Regions from separate parts of the Mus musculus genome. Here region 1 is linked to region 2. The links are chromatin contacts, found by POLR2A ChIA-PET in ENCODE. All regions are on one chromosome and are shown on one strand. Each heading gives the region's core, a stretch centred on a gene start or an enhancer-like site at or near the end of the contact. The rest is flanking DNA. Distances are from core to core; before and after follow the strand shown. Region 1 overlaps Onecut3 (one cut domain, family member 3). Region 2 holds the start of Mbd3 (methyl-CpG binding domain protein 3).

Region 1 (6,471 bases), core at 402-2,901, 110 kb before region 2:
CATAGAGAGCCTGTTTAAACAAACAAACACAGCCGGGCCTGGTGGCGCACGCCTTTAATCCCAGCACTAGGGAGGCAGAGTTGGCTATACAGAGAAACCCTGTCTCGAAAAACCAAAAAAAAAAAAAAAAAAAGAAAAAGAAAACAAACAAACAAACAAACACAGAGAGCCAAGGACTGCAAGAGTGGATGATATTTCACAGATCTCTCTTCCTTCCTTCCTTCCTTCCTTCCTTCCTTCCTTCCTTCCTTCCTTCCTCTCTCTCTCTCTCTTTCTCTCTCTGTCTCTCTCTCTCTTAGTCTCTCTCTGTGTCTCTGTCTCTCTCTCTCTCTTGGTCTCTGTCTCTCTGTCTCAGTCTCTCTGTTTCTGTCTCTCTGTCACTGTCTCTCTGTATCTCTCTCTCGGTCTCTGTCTGTCTCTGTCTCTCTTTCTGTCTCTCTCTTTCCCCCATCCCCCTTCAGGGCTTACATTAAGTGTAGGATAAGTGAAAAATGCCAGAACAGAAGAGAACCTGGGAGTTGCTCTGTAGGAGAGGGTTCCCTCTGGAACTGCTGCGGTACCAGCCTGGAACGGAAAGCTCCAGGGTAAGTCCTGAGAGCTCACTGCCTCATGAATGCCTCCCTTACACAAGCCTCAATGAGTTGGTTTTGCCTCCCGCTTGGGCAGTGAAATTGCTCGAGTGGCTTAAGGATCTGCAGAGTTGCACAAAAGAGGAAATGGAATCCTTACAGTCTCTGTGGCTGCGTCATGGATTCGACACGCATGGCCAAACCACGAGCATCCCATGGCAAAAGGTGGATCTCTCAGCAGATGGGCAAGCTGGTTGGGGGCGGGTGGGGTTTAGAGATGAAGGATGTCACAAAGGCTGGGAGAAAGCTGTCAGTAAAGACCTCAGATAAGCAGGAGGGCCCGAGTTTGAATCCTCCAAACCCACGAGAGTCTGCTGTTGAGGTGAGCTTCTGAAATCCTAGCGCTGAGGACTGGGAGACAGGCAGATCCCAAGACAACCCTGCCTGGCCCTAATCGGTGAGACGCAGGTCTCCTGAGAGACTCTACTCAAAGGAAAAAAAAAAAGAAAAAAAAGAAAAAGGTGGATCAGGGCAAGAGGGACACTCAGCTCAGCGGTTACAGCACTGTCTGTGAGCACAGAGGATCCAGGTTTGTTCCCAGCACCCACCAGGGGCCTCACAGTCATCTGTAAGTCGAGCTTCAAGGGGATCCCACGTCCTCTCTGACCTCTGAGGTTGCCACGTGGTGCACAGACAGACATGCAGCCACAACATTCAAATGCATAAAGTAAAACTAAACAAATTTCCAAACAAATAGTGTGAGAGGAATTGAGAACCTCTGACGTCACCCGTGCACGTGTGAACACACAGACTGGGATCTGAGGCACGGGCGGCAGCGGGACCCGTTTTGGTTGCTGGAATAAAATACCGAGGTGAAGAGAGCTAGGGGGAAAGGGTTCATGACAACTCGGCTCGCAAGCTTGCTTGTGACTACCCAGCTTGCACTCTTGCTTGAACTCAGCTGACTTTTCCCCACTCTTTCTTTTTACATTTTAGTTTTGTTTTTAGTTGAGAGTGGGGCAGTGTCTTGCGTGTGTACGTGCAGTACTTTCTCAGGCCAGAAGGGGGAGGCAGATCACAGGAGCTGGAGTCACAGGTGGCTGTGAGCTGCAGTTGCTGGGAGCTGTGGCTGCCCTTAACTACTGAGCTGTCTACACAGCCCCCTCCCATGCCTTCTCTATTCACACAGTTCAGGACCCAAATCCAGGGACAATGTACCAGTCTTCTTCCCACCCAAGGTAACACAACAGAGAACCCCTTGGCCAGTTATGATAGTGCATGACTTTAATCCCAGCATTCGGGAGGCAAAAGCAGGTGGATCTCTTTAAGTTGACCAACCCAGTCTACAGATCGAGTTCTAGGATAGCTAGGGCCGCATAATAGAGAGACCCCGACTCAAACAATAACAGAGCACAAAGGTGATCCCACACAGACAGGCCCACATCCACCTACGCTACAGTCCCTCACTGAGACGCCATTCCCTGGTAGTCCTTGGTTGCCTCAAGTGGACAATGAAAATTGACTGTTGCCCAGCCAACCTGCATGGTAAGACCCTGGCTTCCATCCTAAACCCTACAAATATGCACCTATATTTGGCAAAGGCTGGCAGGTAGATGGTGCTCCATGCTGGCGGATGGACACTAACAGAAACAAAGGGAGATGGTCTTCCCTGAGGTTCTTAGGAGTGTGGTGGCAGATACTCATCCTGGGATGAGGATCCAACTAGAAGAAGAAATCACCCATCTATCTATCTATCCACCCATCTACCCATCCACCCATTCACCCACCACCCACAATCCACCCACCCATCCATCTACCTACCTACCTACCCACCCATCCACTCATCTATCCATCCACCCATCCATCCACCCACCCATCCACTCATCTATCCATCTACCCACCCACCCACCCATCCACTCATCTATCCATCTACCCACCCACCCACCCACCCATCCACCCACCCACCCATCCACTCATCTATCCATCTACCCACCCACCCACCCACCCATCCACTCATCTATCCATCCACCCATCCATCCACCCACCCACCCATCCATCCACACATCCCATCCACCCATCTACCTATGGTACCACCTAGCAGTCTACTACTAGACTGTTAGAAGGGGACAGAAATACAGATTCTCAGAACACACAAGATTTTCTTGTCAAGAGCTTTCTATGGATTTGTTATTCTGTCCTTATGATAAAATATTCCTTTTATTCACACAGAGACAGTAAATCATTTGTCTAGAGAGGGCCAGCCAGAGACAAACCATTGACAGGCCAGACCTGGGTGGATCTTCTTGGAGTCTCTAAAGGGGAACCCCAAACCCAGGGTAGGGGAGAGGCCAGCCACAGAATAAGTCTGGAAAGAAACAAAAAGTCCCTTTTGGGTGGATGGTTCATGAAACCACTGCCTGCTCCCTGTCTTCCGTCTAGTGACACAGCCCTGGCTCCAGGCTGAACTGCTGTCTGAACCCATGGTCCCCCCACTCCCCATTTCCCGCTGCCCAAGAGAAGGATTCTGGAAGATGAGGCTACAGGGACCCTTATAGCAGCTGTCAGCCTCTAAGTCAACTCAAGCCAAGCTCTCTCCATTTCAGTGCAGAGGAAACTGAGCCTGGGAGCACCAGGCCAGTCACAGACTCTTCTTCAGGGCCCAGGCTGACCTATGGTGTGGGTCCATCTCCATTTAAGAGATAGCCTCATCCTAGGCTGAGTTCTTCTCTCTCACCTCCAGTGATCATCTCCACTGTCTCTTTCAGACTCCCTTCCTTCCAAGCACTGCCATGCACCGTACATCTGCCCTATTGTCTTCACCTCCATCTCCTCTTCCATCTCCTCTTTCTCTTCCTCCATCTCCTCTCCCATCTCCCTCCTCCTCCAGCGCCTTCATTCCCCTCCATCTCCTCCTTCATGTCTTCCTCCTGTCTCCTCCTTCACCTTCCACTGTCCTCTCTCAATCCCACCCTCCCTTCCCCCATTGCCACCTAGACAGCCAACTGCCCAACGCCCGCCACACCCATCCTCCCCACCCCATCCCCGCCCTCACTTCTGCTGCATTTTGGCTTGCTCTCTTGCTTTCTTCTCTCCCATCCGCACTGTTAACCGTGGTGTCCTCAAATCACTATTAAACATAGCACGATCCCCACCCTGGAGTCTACCTCCTCTAGCCTGGGCTCCCAGGGCCACCTCCAGGGCCCCATCAGCCTTCTCTGTGCCATCGGAGCTGCCTCACACAGGTGCCTTGACAGCTGCAGGGCTGGGGTCATAGTCATCTAGTTCTAGGGATTGGGGTGAGTCTACAGGCCTCTCCTATCACCAGTAAAACCAAGACACACAGTGTTCAGTGCACACCAGTCCCATACAAGCCTCCTCCACCACCCCTCTGTCCTGATCTGTGGCTACCCCGCCTTTTTTGGAAACCAGGGTCTCATTGTGTGGCCCTGGCTGCCCTGGAACTCACCTTGTAGACCAGGCTGGCTGCTGCTCCCATGTATTAGAATTAATGGTGCGCACCAACATGGCTTGACAACTTTTTAAAAAAAAAGATTAAAAAAAAAAAAAAAAAGAGTTGGGCATTGTGGCGCACGCCTTTAATCCCAGCACTCCGGAGGCAGAGACAGGCGGATTTCTGAGTTCGAGGCCAACCTGGTCTACAGAGTGAGTTCCAGGACAGCCAGGGCTACACAGAGAAACTTTGTCTCAAAAAAACAAAACCAAAACAAACAAAAAAAAGATTAATTTTTCTTATTTAAAAATTTGTGTGTAGCTGTGTCTACACTGGGGCATGTGCAATGAGTTGCCCCATGTTGTTGGGTCTGGAGCTGGAGTCACAGGGTTGTATTCCATGTGGCAGGGAATTGAATTCAGGCCCTTTAAAACAGCAGCCACCCTTAGCCACAGAACCTTCTCTCCTGCCCCTCGCCTTGGAGCTTGTAGGTTTGGCTAGACTGGCCGAGGGCAAACCCCCAGGATCTCCTGTTCCTGTCTTCCCAGGGCTGAGACTACAAGTAGGTGTCACCATACCCTGGGGTGTGTGTGTGTGTGTGTGTGTGTGTGTGTGTGTGTGTCTGTGAGAGAGAGAGAGAGAGAGAGAGAGAGAGAGAGAGAGAGAGAGAGAGAGAGAGAGAGAGAGAGAGAGCCCGTGTTCCTGCCACCCACCAGCTTTGCCCCATCGTCTTGAAGTTCACATTGTGTCCAGAAGAGGGCAGGCGCTCCCGGTCTATTGGGTTATATCCCGCAAAGGCATGGCAGCTGGAGGCGAAAACCCTGAGTTTAGGGTGTAATCTGTTTAGACTCCGGGTTTTGCACGCGGGGAACCTGCGTTGCCCGTTTCTTGGTTCTCTAGAGTTACTAGAGTCTACAGACCACCCCAGGCCAAGGCCTTATGTGCAACTGTTCTGAGGTTTCTGGGGCGGGACTCCCTTTTTTTCCATTGCCCAGAGGTGGCAGAAAAAATACTTAATGAGTTGAAAAAGACACAGAGCTCCTCAGTTTCGTGGGGATGGGGTGTGTGTGTGTGTGAGAAAAGTCGAGGTCTGGGTCTCATCTCTCCCGTGGCTGTGAGAGCGGATTAGGAGAGTCTCACACAGGTCAGCTTTCAGGGGGTCATCCCCTCTGGAAGATGGATGGAGCAACTGTGAACAGACAACTACACATCACTTAAGCCCAGCCACAATAGCCTCTAACCCATGAAGCCCTTCACTTTACTTCCTGCAAAGCTTTGGCCTCATCCCATAAGAAATGATCCTAAGGCTGGGGCTCAATGGGTAGAGTGCTTGTAGCTCAGTGGACAGAGTGCTTGTAGCTCAGTAGACAGAGTGCTTGTAGCTCAGTGGACAGAGGGCTTGTACTTCAGTGGACAGAGTGCTTGTAGCTCATTGGACAGAGGGCTTGTATTTCAGTGGACAGAATACTTGTAGCTCAGTGGGTAGAGTGCTTGCCCAATAAGCATTAGGCCTTGGGTTTCATTTCCAACATTAAATAAATAGGCGAGGTAGCACATGTCTGCCCCGCACCCTCTCAGTGAAACAAAAGAATCAGTTCATGGTCCATCCTTGGCTACATAGGGAATTGGAGGCCAGCCTGGGCTATGAGAGACCCTGTCTCAAAAAAAAAAATTAAAAATTAAAAGGAAAGTTGGAGAGCTGGTTCAGCAGTGTTAAGAGCACTGGCTGCTTTTCCAGAGGTCCTGAGTTCAATTCCCAGCAACCACATGGTGGCTCACAACCATCTGTAATGGGATCTGATGCCCTCTTCTGGTGTGTCTGAAGACAGTTACAGTGTACTCACATACATAAAATAATCAAATCTTTATAAAAAAGAAAAGAAAAGGAAAGAAATTAAGAAAGGCATAGAAAGGTATCTAGGTACCTCCCCAGCTCCACCCCACCCACAGAGCACCCCCACAACCCCTGCCCCCCAGTCAGTCCCTCCCCCCCTCCCTGCCTCCCTCCCTCCCCGTCTACTAAGCCTGGTGTGTGCTGAGCGATGGCGGCGCCCGTCCCCCCTCCTCACTCTCACTCCTGCAGCCCACAATTCAATACCAGCCTGGTCTCCGGCTGGGATGATGGCTGGTTACCGTGGTGACAAGTCCTGCCCCACCATGAGCTGCAGGGTGGGGGCCTACGTTGAAACCAACAATCTCTCCCCAACATGGTGACTCAACCCAGCCAGGCTGAATTTCCCCGAGATGCTCCCGAGAGGAGCCTCTCTGGCTCTGTGACTCTGCCAGGGTCACAAGTCCCCAAGACATTCAGGAAGGTGGTTCCTGTGGGTGGGAGAGCCGGGTGAGGACCCTTCCCCACAGATTCCCAAACCAATTCCTTCTTCCCCTCCCCACACTGCCCAGAGCTCCCCTTGAGCACCTGAGCCAGTATCAGGTGTCAGATTGACCCCA
Region 2 (6,660 bases), core at 2,628-5,127:
TCTCTTGTTGAACTGGAGCTCCTGGATTAGGTAGACTGGCCAGTGAGCCTCCTGACTTTTTGCATGTCTGCTGGGGGGTGGATGGAACTCATTTCCTACCTACTTATTGCTCCTCCAACCCTCTCACTCCATCTTATAGACAAGGGCCTTGTAGTGTGACACTGCTGGCATCACTCCCAGAGCTCAGAGGCCCTGGGCTGCCCGAGCTGGTTCAGTGTGCTTAGCTTACTCACCCTTTGTCCCCTCCCCCAGGTACCATGTGCCGAGGCCTCAGACACAGCGTAGTCCTGTGGAAGACACTGAGGAAGCTGGACACTGGAGAGGTCTGCACCGCTCAGGGAGCTTCCATGTTGACAGACACTAGGGCTGCCTTGATGGGTGCAGCATTAAACCTTATTCTTATGCCTTGGACGCCTGGCTCCTTCCTCATCATCTTCCTCAAGGCTTTCCGTGCTCAAGGGAAATTCGTCTCAGCCCCCAGCACTTGCACGTCTGGGAGAGTCTTTAACAAGCAGAAACCCTTACACTACATTCAAGTGTTTTCTGGGTGGAAACTGCACATTGTTTTCTCTCAGCTGGTCTGATAAATCACTCCCAGCTTTAATGCTTTTAAAGTAGTATTCACGGCCCCTATTGGCCACCATACCCAGCTAGAGCAGGGCTCCTTCCTTCCTGGTTTTGTTTGTTTCTAAGACAAGTTCTTATATAGCCCAGGCTGGCCTCACACTCACTATATAGCTAAGTCTGACCTTAGACTTCTCAACCTCCTGCCCCTGTCTCTCAAGTGCTCATGCAGCTGTCCACTGCCATGCCTGGTGTTCATGGAGCCGAGGATGGCCCCTGGGCCTTCTTGCATGCTAAGTAAGAGCTGTGCCAGATCAGCCACAGCCTTTTGGTAAAACTGCTGTCACCAACCCAGCACATACATCTCGGTGCTTCATAACCCAGTATGGTCAGATTTCCAGACAGTGTGCACTAAGTGATTTCTTGTCTTAAGAAATCCTGCGAAGCCGGGCGGTGGTGGCTCACGCCTTTAATCCCAGTACTTGGGAGGCAGAGGCAGGTGGATTTCTGAGTTTAAGGCCAGCCTGGTCTACAGAGTTAAGTTCCAGGATAGCCAGGGCTACACAGAGAAACCCTGTCTTGAAAAAACCAAAAAAAAAAAAAAAAAAAAAATCCTGCATACGTCTCTTCCCAGCACTCTGGGTGTCAAGTCAAAACAACCAAGAGTTCCATCCAGGTCACCAGCCTAGGCTACTGAAGACCTGGTGTCAAGACAAATTAACACCACAGAAGAGGCTAGAGATATCTCATATTTCAGGGGTTGTGAACTCTTGTTCTTTCAATGACCCAGGTTCGATTCCTGACACCTAGTGTCTCCAGTCAGTCCCATATCCTCTTGAGGCCTTCATGGGCATCAGGCACACATGATGAACAGACAAGACGTGTAAGCTAAATACTCATAAGCATAACTCTTTCCCTAGGCCTGGGGTGCAAGCCTGACATTCCAGCTCCTCAAGATGCTGAATGGGAGAAGGTGAAGTGAGGGCTGCTGGAGCCACTTAGTGAGTGGAGCCTGTGACTTGAGGGTGGACAACCCTGTCTTCATGCTTGGAAGGCTGAGGCAGGGTCAGGAGTGGGGTAGCCTGGGGCACACACAGCTGAGTACAACTCTTGTGATCTATCTGATTAGGGTTTCCACTGCTGTGAAGAGACACCATGACCAAGGCAACTCTTATAAGGACAACATTTAATTGGAGCTGGCTTACAGGTTCAGAGGTTCAGTCCATTATCATCAAGGTCGAATGACAGCATCCAGGCAGTTGTGGTGCCCGAGAAGGAGCTAAGAGTTCTACATCTTGATCAGAAGTCAGCTTGGAGAAGACTGATTTCCAGGCAGCTAGGTGGAGGGTCTCTCAAAGCCCACCCCTCCAGTGACACTCTCCAACAAGGCCACACTTCCTAATAGTGCCACTCCTTGGGCCAACCATATTCAAACCACCACACCATCATACCTGAGCGCAAGCTCTGACCTATTCACACAGTAAGATAAACTCAGGAAAGTTGTCAAGATCAGAAACGGCTAGGGATGGAGCTCCTTTAGGGTGTACAAGGCTCTTGGTCCATCTCCAGCACTTCATAACTGTCACCCCAGCTACATAGCAAGGTTCAGGACATCCTGGGCCACTTAAAACCCCTTATTGGTTTAAGAATAAAAAAGATGGAAGGAGAAAGACAGTTGAGTAACCAGCTTGGCAAACACGCGTGAGAGCCTGAACTTCCTTGCCCGGAGGCTGCATGTCTGAGACCTCCCTTCCTGCCAGCCCAGATAAAGCAGTAAGCTACAAGCTGAGAGACCCAGTCTGGGGAAGTTAGATGGTTCTGGATGGTAAGAGGCACAGATTTTTAAAATTCAAAAATAGAGAATTGAGAACCCCAGTGTCAATTTTCTGCTGCCATTCTCACATGCAAAAATCTGTCAGACACCAAGCCTGGCTTAATCCCAGCACCTGGGAAGCAGGGGGCAGAAGGATCTCGGAGTTCAAGGCCAGGGAAAGCTACAAAGTCAGACTCTGACTCAAAAATACAAAACACTAATCCCAGCCTCCATGTCCCCCTGACCTTCTTCACTGTGATCTGATCTCTCCTCCTGATCTGGGGACCCAAATCCTAGCTCATAAAATACAGTTCCTGAGCTCCAAAAATTGCAGGCAAGACAAAGATCTTTAAATGTGTTGTGATTTCACCTCATGATCCCTTGGCAGCTCTCCTTGTCAGGGAGGGTCCCCTTTCAAAGAGAGGTCTTCCAGGTACTGTATAATGGAAGCCTGGGTGAGAAGGTAGTTGGCCTTCAGGCATGTTCCCTGGGTAAGTCTGGCTGGGCCTGAGTGGCAAAGCAGCCGACAGTACCAAGCAGGAGTAAGTGACCCCCCAGCTCCCTGTCCTCAGGGCTGCGGTAGACAAGGGGCGATAGTGCGAGTGACTCCATTCACTAACTTAGAAACCAGTTTTTGGTTTTGTTCTTCCTTCTGATGCTGGATCTAGTAAACTCCAAGCTGGTCTTGAAGTGCTTGATCCTCCTTCCTCCACTATCCCAGTGCTGAGATGGCAAGCACGTGCCACTATTCCTGGCCTGATTTTAGGGTATTGCTGTGTGGCCCAGGCTGGCCAGGAATGTTCTAAATAGGTTCGTGAGCCATCAAACTCAGGCTGGGGTGCAGCCTAACGGCAGAAAGTCTACCACGTGTAAGGTTCTGCTTTCTATTTTCAGTACTGCTGCAAAGAACAAACTTCTTAAATAGTTCTTGGTGAAGCCGGGAGTGGTGGTGCATTTCTGTCCTCGCAGTAACGCAATAGAGGCTGGGGCTGGAACAGCCGAGAGGCCAGAACGAAACGCAGAGGGAAGCAGGACTGCGTCGAAGGCCCCGAGTTGTACTCGATCTTTTTCACAAAGCCCAGGCGGGTCCCTGACAAACGCACACTGCGCAGGTGCAGCCCAGCGCGACCCCAGGACCAGGACGGCAGCTCGGGCGAAACTGCTCCAGCTTGGTACAGACCAGGTGCAGCACACACTGTGCTTCCGGAGTCTAGAGCGCAAACGCAATGGTTGTCCCACCCCGGCCACGCTGATTGGCTGTCCTTGTCTCAGAGCAGATTTATATGAGAAGTTAAGCACAGAACGAGGTTCTGAGCGCTGATTGGTCTCCATGCCCTGTGGGCGTCTCCCGCAAGGCGGGACGTAGCCAACTGTGCATTTTAAGCCGAGGAGCTGAAGTGATCTGATTGGCTTCACAGCCTTGGGGCGGGTCTTGAAGGCAAGCGAAGGCTGGGTCGGGGCCGCGGCTGCGCAGAGAGTCTGGACGGCAGTCAGACTGGTCCTGCGAGCGCGAAGGGGCGGGGCCGACTCCACGCCTGCGCAGACGAGCCCCACGCGCGGGCGGGTGGGCGGAGCGGCCCCCCTAGCGGGGGCTGTGAAGCGCGGGGAGGGGGCCGAGCGGGTGGCGAAGCCGGCGCGCGCCCGGCTGGGGGCGGAGGGCGGAGGCCCGTGGGACAGAACAGCTGCGGCGAGTGGCGGCGGCGGAGGGAGCCGAATCGGCGACGAGCCCGGGGGTCGCAACTTGCAGAAGCGGCGGCGGCGGCGGCATCGGCCACGGCGGGCGGAAAAGCCGGGGCGCAATGGAGCGGAAGAGGTGGGAGTGCCCGGCGCTCCCGCAGGGCTGGGAAAGGGAAGAAGTGCCCAGGAGGTCGGGGCTGTCGGCCGGCCACAGGGATGTCTTTTACTATAGGTGAATGAGCGCGCCGGCCGCGCAGGGCCCCAACGGGCGCCTCCCAGCGGCCTCTGCGGCGGCCTGGGCGCCCCGACTGCGGGCCGCGGTCTGGGCCGGGCGACGTGCGTCCGAGCGTGCGTCCGAGCGTGCGTCCTACGTGCCAGCTGTGGTCAGTGCGCACGCGCCGGCCATGGCTCGCCTCAGCGCGCATGCGTTGAACCCAGTGCCTTGCCTTTTGCTGATCCGCGCCACCCAGCGCTGCTGTGAGTGCGCGTGCGCCACGCCTGCAGCCAAGGCTTCAGCCTCGTGGCTTTTAGCCCGCCTGTGGCGCGGGCTTTTGTCCTCCAAGGAATCGGGGACCGTGCGCGCCGTGCGAGGGGCGCCCGGGCCTTGGCCAGACGCCGCTGGGAAGCGGGGGTGGGAGGGGGATGGGCTGACCCTTTGACCCTCGCGGGGACTTTATCATGGTTTCGGGAAGCAAGGGAACTGCCCCAGGTGGCCTGATCCCCTCACCTGCATAAATTTGGGTTTGGCTTCTTGTTCAGCAAAATGTCCCCCATTTTTATGGCGTTTCCAAAGCCCTTGCTCTTCTTGAGCGGTGGCCCCAAATGTAACATCACAGTGGCTTCTGACTAATGTGAATGTGGTTTTTGTGTGCAAGACTTTTTTATGAATAAGTCTGCTCTTTAAAAAATATTTTAAATTTTTTATTTATTTAATGCATGAGTGCTCTGCCTGCTTGAAGAGAGAGCATCAGATCACCCAATAGAAGGTTGTGAGCCACCATGTGGTTGCTAGCAATTGAACTCATGACCTCTTAGCCAACTCTCCAGCCTTTTTTTTTTTTTTTTTTTTTTTTTTTTGAGGCAGCGTCTACATAGACCATATTTGCAACCTTTTAATCAGGGCAGTGAAAGCTGTCTATCTGAATAATAGCCAGGCAACCTACACCTGCTGTTCTTCCCCAGTTCTATCCCCAGTGGTGTGAATAGAATCCTGGGCCGCATGCATGCTGCCCTACGGCTGGAGCATCTACCTTTTTAGCCGACTGTAGTTGTCCCTACTCCACTGCACCCGGAATTGGGTGGTGCATTGTGAGTTGAACTGCCTGGCCCTTTGGTCTTAAGGAGTCGTGGGTTTTGGCAGTAAGGTTGGAAGCCAGGGCTAACTTGGGTTCCTTTCAGACTGCAAAGAGGGATGGGGTTGTTGCTTCTAATAGGTCTGCAGTAGGTAGGGTTTTTCCCAGTAGGGCTACATGCAAATGGTGCCCTGTGTGCATGGGACTTCCTCCCCTTCTCCCTTACTTGCAATGGGGCCAACACCTCTGAGAGATGATCCAAAGACACCTTGTCCCCAAGCTGTACCTGTCCCACTTGTCTCATCCCCCACAGCTGCTAGCTCACATCCATGCCCCAGAATAGCCACCAGTGCTTTCCAACGCATTTGTATAGACAGTCTCTTCTTCACGGACTCCTCCCACATACCTTGGAAACACTTAGGGCTGGAGAGTTAGGATGTCAGCCCTGGGTGTACTATGGGCCTATCGCTGGATGAGGGCAGCTCAAACTGTCCCACTCAGCAAGCTGTTGGGCACACTCCATGTGCACACAGACCTACAGAGCCGAGCTCCTTAGGCCCTGCACAGAAGTGCTGTCCCCACCCCAGCAGCCAACAGCCTTGTGACTCGGGTTGGTTTTACCTTTTTATTGGTCTTGCTGTGTAGCCCAGGCTGGCCTGGAACTTGTGGCTCCTCCTTCCTCTGCTTTTGCTGCAAGAGGGGCATATGCCATTGTTCCTGTTTAATAGGGTTTTGTTAGGGTGATCAACCTGCATGCCAGAGTCACTTGTTAGGAGGTGGAGGGGTTTTACCATGTTCTAACTGGTGGAGGCCCTGTCAGATTGGATTTTAGAATATTTATCTTTTAAAAGGAGGCCCAGGGGCTCTGGCTGGGGCTTAGTGAGTAGAACATGTGCCTAGCGCTCAGCCCAGTCCCAGCCACATGAACCAGGTTTCCCTGTGCCTGTCACCAGTGCATTGAGACGGTGGGGACGGGATGACCAGGAATTCAGTCATCCTCAGCTACAGCAACCTGGTTAACAAGAGACGGTTGGGGGAGGGCGGTCCTTTGCCTTCACTGCCCCATGCTCTCCCCACTCCCTGAGCAGCTTCCAGTCCCAGTCAAGTGTCCAGTAGGGGTCCATGCCGAAGCTTGGGACAGCATGTGGGCTGCGGTGCCTCGTCCTAGTGCCCCATCTCAGCTGTTGAGGAGATCAGGGAGCAGCCTTCTGGGCCGCAGACCAGCAACACCCCAAGCCTTGCCCAGCTATTTTTTGTTTGTTTGGTTTGGTTTGGTTTTTTGAGCAGGGTTTCTCTGTGTAGCCCTGGCTATCC

The links. ChIA-PET counts read pairs that join two places held with the same protein, here RNA polymerase II (POLR2A).
Region 1: POLR2A ChIA-PET joins it to region 2 with 12 read pairs in Patski. The contact joins the enhancer-like site here to the promoter of Mbd3 in region 2. POLR2A ChIA-PET finds 5 or more read pairs at or near these places in 4 of 5 experiments (Patski and embryonic stem cell).

What each region holds. Positions count from the first base shown.
Region 1 is chr10:80,504,716-80,511,186 of GRCm38, reverse strand. The region is part of intron 1 of Onecut3 (one cut domain, family member 3); the gene reads right to left. Among named protein-coding and RNA genes, the nearest start is that of Onecut3, 13 kb to the right of the region's middle. Within about 2 kb of position 1,651, at least 1 of the 3 ENCODE cell types and tissues checked has a DNase peak (open chromatin) inside an H3K27ac peak, as active enhancers do.
Region 2 is chr10:80,396,748-80,403,407 of GRCm38, reverse strand. Mbd3 (methyl-CpG binding domain protein 3) reads left to right here and starts at 3,877. Exons shown (of 7, transcript NM_001306143.1): 1 at 3,877-4,190. The coding sequence starts at 4,177. Uqcr11 (ubiquinol-cytochrome c reductase, complex III subunit XI) reads left to right here. Exons shown (of 3, transcript NM_025650.2): 3 at 253-411.